Linked DNA regions of Homo sapiens: region 1 is linked to region 2. A link is an interaction called in ENCODE POLR2A ChIA-PET data of the cell type or tissue named here. Cell type or tissue: HepG2. All regions are shown on one strand. Links, peaks and the distances in the headings refer to the core of each region. The heading gives the core; the rest is flanking DNA. Region 1 overlaps F2RL1 (F2R like trypsin receptor 1). Region 2 overlaps SV2C (synaptic vesicle glycoprotein 2C).

The links. Peaks named below come from ENCODE experiments on the same cell type or tissue, not always from the same donor. Only the 100,000 strongest peaks of a DNase experiment are listed, where the experiment ranks them.
Region 1: POLR2A ChIA-PET joins it to region 2 with 7 read pairs; 3 of 35 experiments call an interaction of 5 or more read pairs at or near these places.

The regions. Positions count from the first base shown.
Region 1 is chr5:76,822,295-76,826,692 of GRCh38, forward strand. All of the region lies in intron 1 of F2RL1 (F2R like trypsin receptor 1), which reads left to right. Among named protein-coding and RNA genes, the nearest start is that of F2RL1, 5.5 kb to the left of the region's middle. In HepG2, for the core only: no CTCF peak of the experiment used is centred there; no DNase peak of the experiment used is centred there.
Region 2 is chr5:76,329,870-76,334,267 of GRCh38, forward strand. SV2C (synaptic vesicle glycoprotein 2C) reads left to right here. Exons shown (of 13, transcript NM_014979.4): 13 at 1-4,087. Among named protein-coding and RNA genes, the nearest start is that of SV2C-AS2, 20 kb to the left of the region's middle. In HepG2, for the core only: no CTCF peak of the experiment used is centred there; DNase peaks (open chromatin) are centred at 2,422 and 3,122; H3K4me3 peaks cover 430 bases.

The sequences.
Region 1 (4,398 bases), core at 250-4,249, 490 kb after region 2:
GCAACCTCTGCCTCCCAGGTTTAAGTGATTCTCATGCCTCAGCCTCTGGAGTAGCTGGGACTACAGGCGCACACCACCACATCCAACTAATTTTTGTGTTTTTGGTATAAACGGGGTTTCGCCACGTTGGCCAGGCTGATCTTGAACTCCTGACCTCAAGTGATCCACCTGCCTCAGCCTCCCAAAGTGCTGGGATTATAGGCATGAGCCACCGTGCCTGGCCAAAGTTTTGTAATATGACAGAACACTGCAATGAACTGGAAGATAGGACTTTAAATTTGATCCTTTTGCTTGCTTTGTAGTTACTAAATAACCTTGATAGATGATGTTTTAGTAAATCTGTATTTGACTTTCTTATGGTTTTATTAGCTTGGCAAGTGTTGAAGAAAACAGTTCATTCTGAAAGAACACTTCTGAAAATGTACTAAAAGTTTAGCTAGGGAGGGGCACCCCACAATTGAAACCTTTATTTTTCAGTCTGTGCTCCCAAAGATTGGGAGCAAAAAAGGACATTTGGGGTGAGGGGATCATAGAGAAGAGAGGGTGAAAGGAAGAGAACTAATGCAAGTAAAGTGCTTGTTTTACACTTGGTTTGATGGGGAGGTTGGGCCACAAGAGGAGTATACTTAAAATAAAAATTAAATTAAAAGTTTTAGGCCAAGCGTGGTGGCTCACGCCTGTAATCCCAGCACTTTGGAAGTCAAGGCGGGTGGATCACAAGGTCAGGAGATCAAGACCATCCTGGCTAACATGGTGAAACCCTGTCTCTACTAAAAATACAAAAAATTAGCCGGGCATGGTGGCGGGCGCCTGTAGTCCCAGCTGCTTGGGAGGCTGAGGCAGGAGAATGGCGTGAACCCGGGAGGTCGAGCTTGCAGTGAGCCGAGATCGTGCCTCTGCACTCCAGCCGGGGCAACAGAGTGAGACTCAGTCTCAAAAAAAAAAAAAAGTTTTACACGCAGATTTTCCCAAAATTGTGTAAATCAGAAGGGTCTAAAAAAAAGTGAAAATCTCTCATTCTTTCTGGTCTCCAATCTCAGCACAACTTCTCGGGTTTTGTTTGTTTGGTTGGTTGGTTTTTTTTTTTTTTTTTTGAGATGGAGTCTCGCTGTGTCGCCCAGGCTGGAGGGCTGGAGTGCAGTGATGTGATCTCAGCTCACTGCAACCTGCGCTTTCCAGGTTGAAGTGATTCTCCTGCCTCAGCCTCTCAAGTAGATGGGATTACAGATGCGCGCCAACACCTCCAGCTAATTTTTGCATTTTTAGTAAAGCCAGAATTTTGCCATGTTGGCCAGGCTGGTCTTGAATTCCTGACCTCAAGTGATCCGCCCGCCTTGGCCTCCCAAAGTGCTGGGATTATAGGTGTGAGTCACTATTCCTGGCCATCAGCTCAACTTCTCTATGCACAAATGATTTATAGGAATAGAAGGAGCATACCGTACTGTACATACTGTGCTATGATTTATTTATCTTTTTTACCTAATCGATTCATAGTCAGTTTATAGAAATCTGTACAAACTTTTTTTTTTTTTTTTTGAGACGGAGTCTTGCCGTGTCGCCCAGGCTGGAGTGAAGGGGCGCTATCTCAGCTCGCTGTAAGCTCTGCCTCCCGGGTTCATGCCATTCTCCTGCCACAGCCTCCCAAGCAGCTGGGACTACAGACGCCCGCCACCATGCCCGGCTAATTTTTTGTATTTTTAGTAGAGACAGGGTTTAACCGTGTTAGCCAGGATGGTCTCGGTCTCCTGACCTCGTGACCCACCTGCCTCGGCCTCCCAAAGTGCTGGGATTACAGGCGTGAGCCACTGCGCCGACCCTGTACAAACTTTTATAGGGGGGTAATTGAACTAGTCCTCCCCACCACACCCCCCCCCCCTTTTTTTTTTAAAGAGACTGGGTCTGGCTGTCACCCAAGCTGGAGTGCAGTGGCAGGATCATAGCTCACCCCCAGCTAATTTTTTTTTTAGACGGAGCTCCCAAGTAGCTGGGGCTATGGCTAGGTTGCCACTATGCCTGGCCTGAACTACTCCCCTCTTCCCGCCCATCCCCGAACCCCAGATGAAGTCTTGCTCTGTCACCCAGGCTGGAGTGCAGTGGTGTGATCTCAGCTCACTGCAACCTCCGCCTCCCAGGTTCAAGCCTCCCAGGTTCAGCCTCCCAAGTAGCTGGGATTACAGGTGCCCGCCACCACACCCAGCTAATTTTTGTATTTTTAGTAGAGACGGGGTTTCACCATGTTGGCCACGCTGATCTCAAACTCCCGATCTCATGATCCGCCCGCCTTAGCCTCCCAAAGTGCTGGGTTTACAGGCGTGAGCCACCCTGCCAGGGCCTGAACTACTCCCCTTTTTGATAGATGTTGAAATTAACATTGTTTTACCATGCTAAACAATGTTCCAGTGAATATTCTAGTACATAAAATAGCTTTGTGCACTTTAGCTGGTAGGTGCAGGGCAAATTCCTAGAAGTAAATTGCTAGGTCATATGGCAAATACATTTAAAATTTTGATATGTTTTGCCAAATTACCCACCAAAAATATTATATCAATTTATATTCCTTTGAGATACAAAATTCAAATAATATAGAGAGGTGTAAAATAAAAAGAAAAGTTCTCTTGTCCCCAGCTATTCTACTCCACAGAGCCAGCCACTTTTTATTGTTTGGTGGATATCCTTCTAGACTTCAGATTTTGCAAATTGTACATTATAATTTTTTTTTTTTTTTTTTTTTGAGACAGAGTCTCACTCTGTTGCCAGGCTGAAGTGCAGTGGCATGATCTCGGCTCACTGCAACCTCTGCCTTCTGGGTTCAAGCGATTCTCCTGCCTCAGCCTCTGGAGTAGCTGGGACTACAGGCGCGTGCACTACACTTAGCTAATTTTTGTATTTTTTAGTAGAGATTGGGTTTCACCATGTTGGTCAGGATGGTCTCGATCTCTTGATCTCAGGATCCACCCGCCTCGGCCTCCCAAAGTGCTGGGATTACAGGTGTGAGCCACCATGCCTGGCCAGTTTCTTTTTTCAATTGACTGTATATTGTGGCTGTCTTTCCATTTCAATATTATTGGCTACTATATTGTCTACCCTTAGTAGTAGGGACTACGTCAGGGACATGCTAAGTTAGGAATAGAAATAAGGAGCTGTTTGTCTGTAACTGAGTGGGGGGATGCTGCCTTGAGCATCTGTGAGTGTGTATTTTCACACACTTGGGCAATAATTGTTTATTACAGCCCTAGAAATGGGAATGTAATTGTAGCCAGGCACTTTATTTGTGTTTAAACTTCATTTGTGCATTTAGTCTCTCCTCAACTCTGTGAAATAGAAATGATTTTACCTGGTTGACAATTGGGAGCTGGGATAGCATCGGTTCTCTAGACAAGCTCTGTGAGTTTTGGTGAGTGGTAAGGACCCTGTACAGAGTCAGAGCAAATGCACTGGGCAAGGGCTTCAGGGACCTTCGAGTAGCATCTTGACATTTACCAGTGTTATAGAACAGTTAATATCAACAATAGTTTTGATGGAGACCATTAAAGGTTATGTGTTGAAATATTCTAAGAAAAAGTTCCTTTTTAAAAAAAAATTGTTATATTGCCATTCCTTGCTCCTTTTTTGGTCTTTATTTTAGCATTCTTATTTAAAACAGATTTTGAGCACTCTTTATGTGAGCTTTCCTGACTTGGTACATGCTTATTTTTATGGAGAATTTTAATCTTATAGAAATATACTATTATAGTGAATTAAGTGTATCCACCACTCAACTTCAATAATTATTAACTGTTGGCTAATCTTGTTTCATCTATTCCCAAACTCACCTCCCACTCCTCTTCCCTGTTATTTCTTTTCTGTTTTTTTCCCTTTCCTATGATGCCAAGCCTGTGTTTTTTTTTTAACAGCTTTACCAAGAATTCCATATCAGATAATTTGCACACCATACAATTCACCCCTTTAAACTGTACAATTTAGTGGCTTTTAGGATGTTCATAGAATTATTCAACCATTACCACAATTTTAGAACATTTTTATTACCCTGGAAGAAACAGTTTAGCTGTCATTCACCAATCTTCTGGTCTTAGCCCTTGGCAAACACTAATCTACTTTCTATTTATGGATTTGCCTATTGTAGACATTTGATAGAAATGGGATAATGTGTTGTCCTCTGTGACTGGCTTCTTTCACTTAGCATAATCTTTTGGAGATTCATCCATGTATCTATGTATCAGTACTTTTTTTTTTTTTTGAGACAGAGTCTTGCTCTGTCACCCAGGCTGGAGTGCAGTGGTGCAATCTCTGCAACCTTTGCCTCTAGTTTCAAGTGATTCTCCTGCCTCAGCCTCCTGAGTAGTTGGGACTGTGGGCCCACACCACCACCTCTGGCTAATTTTTGTATTTTTAGTAGAG
Region 2 (4,398 bases), core at 196-4,195:
CATATCGGCTGTATGTTAGGTTTTCTTTAATCCTCACATCGTGCCAAACTTAGTCTGGTTACTAAGCCTAAAAACACCAGTATTGCAACAACTTCTGAAACTCTGAAGTGGACTATATGTTTCTCACAGTTTTTGTTTATGCTCAGCAAAGTATGTATTTTAAGTAAAGCTTCTCTTGTTATCTGTAATGTAGACAAAAAAAAAAAAAAACCTGTTAGTATATTCTGGATGTATTGTGTGTCCCTTCATTGTTTCAGGTATGGCGTAACAGTTCTCCGTGTGATGTTCTTTTGCTCTAAATGTTGACCATTCCTCTTGTCGCCCGTCTCTCACCAACCAGTCACAGAGCCATTGCCAGGGCTCCCTTCAGTCTTTCTTAAACAATATCTAAATGCAGTTTAGTAATCCCAGGATTTTGAGTTACAAGAATACAGTTTATGGGTCTGTTTCAGCTCTTACTTAAGGCTAGCATGGTTGGGCAGGGGAAGAGCTGAGCCGAGCCTTCACTGATCTCTTGTCATTTCATATGATTATCCAGTAAATACTTATTGAGCACCTCCCATGTGATACGTATTGAGACACTGCTGTGTGCAATAATTAAGCCTATGGAGGACTTAAATGAGGGCAAGGAAAACAGAATGAGAGAAGACACTCTCACACTGACCCCCATTACATGTGAACCCTCCGCGCCCCCCCCCATAAATACAAAGTGTTATTTTTCCACATTTAAAACAAATAATAGCCTTCAGCAGGCAGTGCAGGAACTATTCAGTCATTGAGATAACCTTTGATGAGAGGAGAAAGCTCCTTGATTACCTGGTTTTTGTTGGAGAGACTATTAACTAGTACTTGGAAAATGAGAAAAATGAAACCACACATAAGTTGTTCCCTTAAATAATCTCAGCAGGATATTGCACTAAGATATTATTCAAGGAAAAGAATCAGGAGCAGAGATAGCCCCATCTCTCTAGAGCATTTTTTTTTTTTTTTTGGGCGGGGGGGCGGGGGACGGAGTCTCGCTCTATTACTTAGGCCGGAGTGCAGTGGTGCAATCTCGGCTCAATGCAACTTCCGCCTCCCAGGTTCAAGCAATTCTCCTGCCTCAGCCTCCCAGGTAGCTGGGATTACAGGTGCATGCCACTATGTCCGGCTAATTTTTTGTATTTTTAGTAGAGACGAGGTTTCACCATTTTGGCCAGGCTGGTCTCCAACTCCTAACTTCAAGTGATCTACCCACCTTGGCCTCCCAAAGTGCTGGGATTACAGGCATGAGCCACTACACCTGGCCTAAAGTCCCGCTTTCTTCTGAGGTGTTCTTTTCATGGTGTGAAACCAGAGACAGGAGCTAGGGGGTCTGTTCCCCAGCGAATAGTGTTGGGGTTTTCTCTTCAGAGCTAAGTCAGCAAAGCCTGCAGCTGCTGCCACTCCCCTGGTCTGTGCCTCCCAGGGTGTTTCCTTTCTGATTTTGAAGATTTGTGGGTGAGTCAATTATCTTTGCAGACATCCTAAAGCAGCTTCCCTCCTCGCTACCCTCAGCAGATAAGCCATCCAGAAAACAGGTTCTGACAGCCAGTAGCAGGGGTATTTTGGGTTTCAGTTTAAAACTGGTGCGTGTTGTTGCAAGTGTCTTGAAGTTGCAAAGGATGTTTGGGGTTCTAGGGCCTGCAGGGGGGCAGAGCAGAAAGAGGGTAGTTGTCAGTGACCCTCTACCCTCCTCTGAGAGCCCCATTGCCATTTTTGCCCACCAGTTCTCTTCTTACCTCCTCAGGGCAGTGCCCACTCATTTCCTTTATTTCCCTTTTGTTTTTTTTCTTTTCCTCCTCTGGTCGACAACCTCTTAATTCTAGCAGTGTACAAAAGCAAGGCCAAGCTTTCCTGGGGCACTTGGGATGAAAGGCCCATCCATGCCTGTTGTGGAGGCACAGAGGAGGAGAAGGTGAAGAACAGGAATGGGTGCAGGGGGAGTGTGAACGCAAGGCTGCTGGCTTTGGCACAGCTCCCTGTGCAGGGCTGGATTTCCAATTGCTTTTCAGTGCCTGTGCCCTGATAGGATGGGCACAGCTGGTATGGAATCAGAGCAGCCCATCTCCAGAGCAGAAGTCTGAGAGCTCAGCGTTTGACTCCTGAAAGACCAGGATGTTCCTACCTGGGTTCTTGAGATTCATTGGCTAGTGGAGGTAGATGGTACTCTCCATGTCTGCAGAAGATTCCCCACTTGGTGCTGAAGGCTAGGTGCCTTCCAGTCAGGTCTGAATGCTGAAATTGCTGAGATTGTCCACTCTCTGCCTACTTTATTGCATTCATGCTCCCCTTAGATCCAAGAGTGCCCAGGACTAGGAGCAGAAAGCAGTTTTCAACCCTTTGTTCAGACTCAGACGGGTTTCAACTCAAGCGGGTAATCTACCCCAGCAGCAGGGGTGCAAAGTCCAAAACAGCTTTGTGGTGCCTGGGGAGTGACTAGGCAGCCTGCTCACAGGGGCTGGAGTCATCTAAAGCTAGTGATGAGCTGGAATAGCTTTGAACCGGTTCATCCGAACTGATTGTTAAACTTTCAGAACTTTTGAGAGTCAGTTGAGAAACATAGCTATTACTAAAAAATTAAATAAGATTAGATAAATTATAGCTAAAAGCAAAGGCAACATATAGTCAAAGCTCATCACTTTCTACTTATTTTACTACATTTTACCATTATCTGTGCCCATGAGGTAATGTATGCCTATTATGTCTGTATGGTAGAAATACTGTATACAGGTATACTACTACACACACCTTCCCAAGTGACAGTATTTTTGTAGTTTGAGATCAGCTATAGTGGTGGTATTTATACCATGGAAAGCAACAAAGCCATGGAAAGCAACAAAGCCATGCAAATCAGACTCCTCCTAACCCCTAAGACAGTTGTTAAACATTTGCCAGCATACCACCATCTAAAGCCCTAAAGAATGCTTGGCCTCCCACTGCATAGACACAGGCCACATCACATTGAGTATCATGGATTTATGGGTCAGCATTGCCCCTAAGTCCAAGGAAGGGGAAAGACTTAGCAAGCTCAACCTCATGTGATTCACAAAGGGTTTCTTTCTGCATTTGTATTGACTCAGAATAGGACCCAGTACAGAGAATCCACTGTTATCTATGGGTGTCATTCCTTCAGAAAGAATGTACAGTAAAATTGGCTATTTCATGCTATGCAAACAAAATGAAACTAGTTTGAAGTTGCAAAGTGTCTCCCCTCTTGCGCCCACGTAGTCATCCAAGAAGGAAACTCCTTTCTTGCCTTGATATTCACCAGGCCTACCTAGATAGAACTTGACAAATTGGCCTAACTTCATCTCCGCTGCTATTGTTATATATTTGCTTTACTGAATCTATGTCCTATGTCAGTCAGAAGAAAAAAGAAATGTCTTTTTTAATATACACTTTCTTAGCATCCATGCAGTTATGTATCCTCATCCTGATCCAGGAACATATTGAACAGATCATATGTCTTTTGTTACTATCTAGATACACTAAATAACATGATAGAAGAGTTTTCTCTTTCAGGTGAACTTCCATTTTGAACATATGCTAAACGTACTATCCACTGTCTATTTTAATGAGATCTTGGCAATGGTCCTGTCGGTTTTGGTGTTTGGATTGTTTGGCTTTGTTTTCCTTTTTTATTCTTCCTGTTTTTAATGCTGTGTAAGATCTCCTGCTATGAATGTTCCAGTTACCCCTATTGTACTGTATATACGTGTGCTGCATGTGTAAATTCTGTTTCAGGTTTTGGAGTTTTCATCTTAAGTACAGCTGGTCCTGTTGTGAACTCATCTTTCCTGTATGCTCCTCTGTGTCTGATTTCCAATTGCCAAAATGTTTGACCAAATGTGTTTTGACAAATATCCCGAGACAGCCATGCGTATCCTTGTGAAAGGGCATGCTCCATGTGGGATGGCTCGTGTACAGCATAAATCTATCAAACTTGGAATTGTGTATACATTTATATGCCAGATAACTAACATTCATGTAACAGCTGCAAAGATATTTAGTGTATATCAGATTAATAAAAGAGCATTTTTTTTTTGCTCCATTATATTCAAATACAGATTGCTGTGTGACTGGCTTCCCTTCTAAGCATGAATTGACCCTTCAAAAAATGAGCACTTTTTTAATGTCCTTAGGTATAGAGAAAACCTGTTTCTCCAATTCAGGTTTATTTGAATTGTTTCTGTGGGCTGGTGTCATGGGTATTGATGTGTTGTTGATCTTACGTGAGTATTTTCCAACTGTTAGCCAGGACCAGTGGGAAGAATATGTTCGTGGGGGAGTTTGTGGCAAAGCAGATGCTTGTGTTCTTTTGCCCTAGAGTAGGAATAGCAAACAGATTTTTATTTAGCATATTAAATCCACTTGATT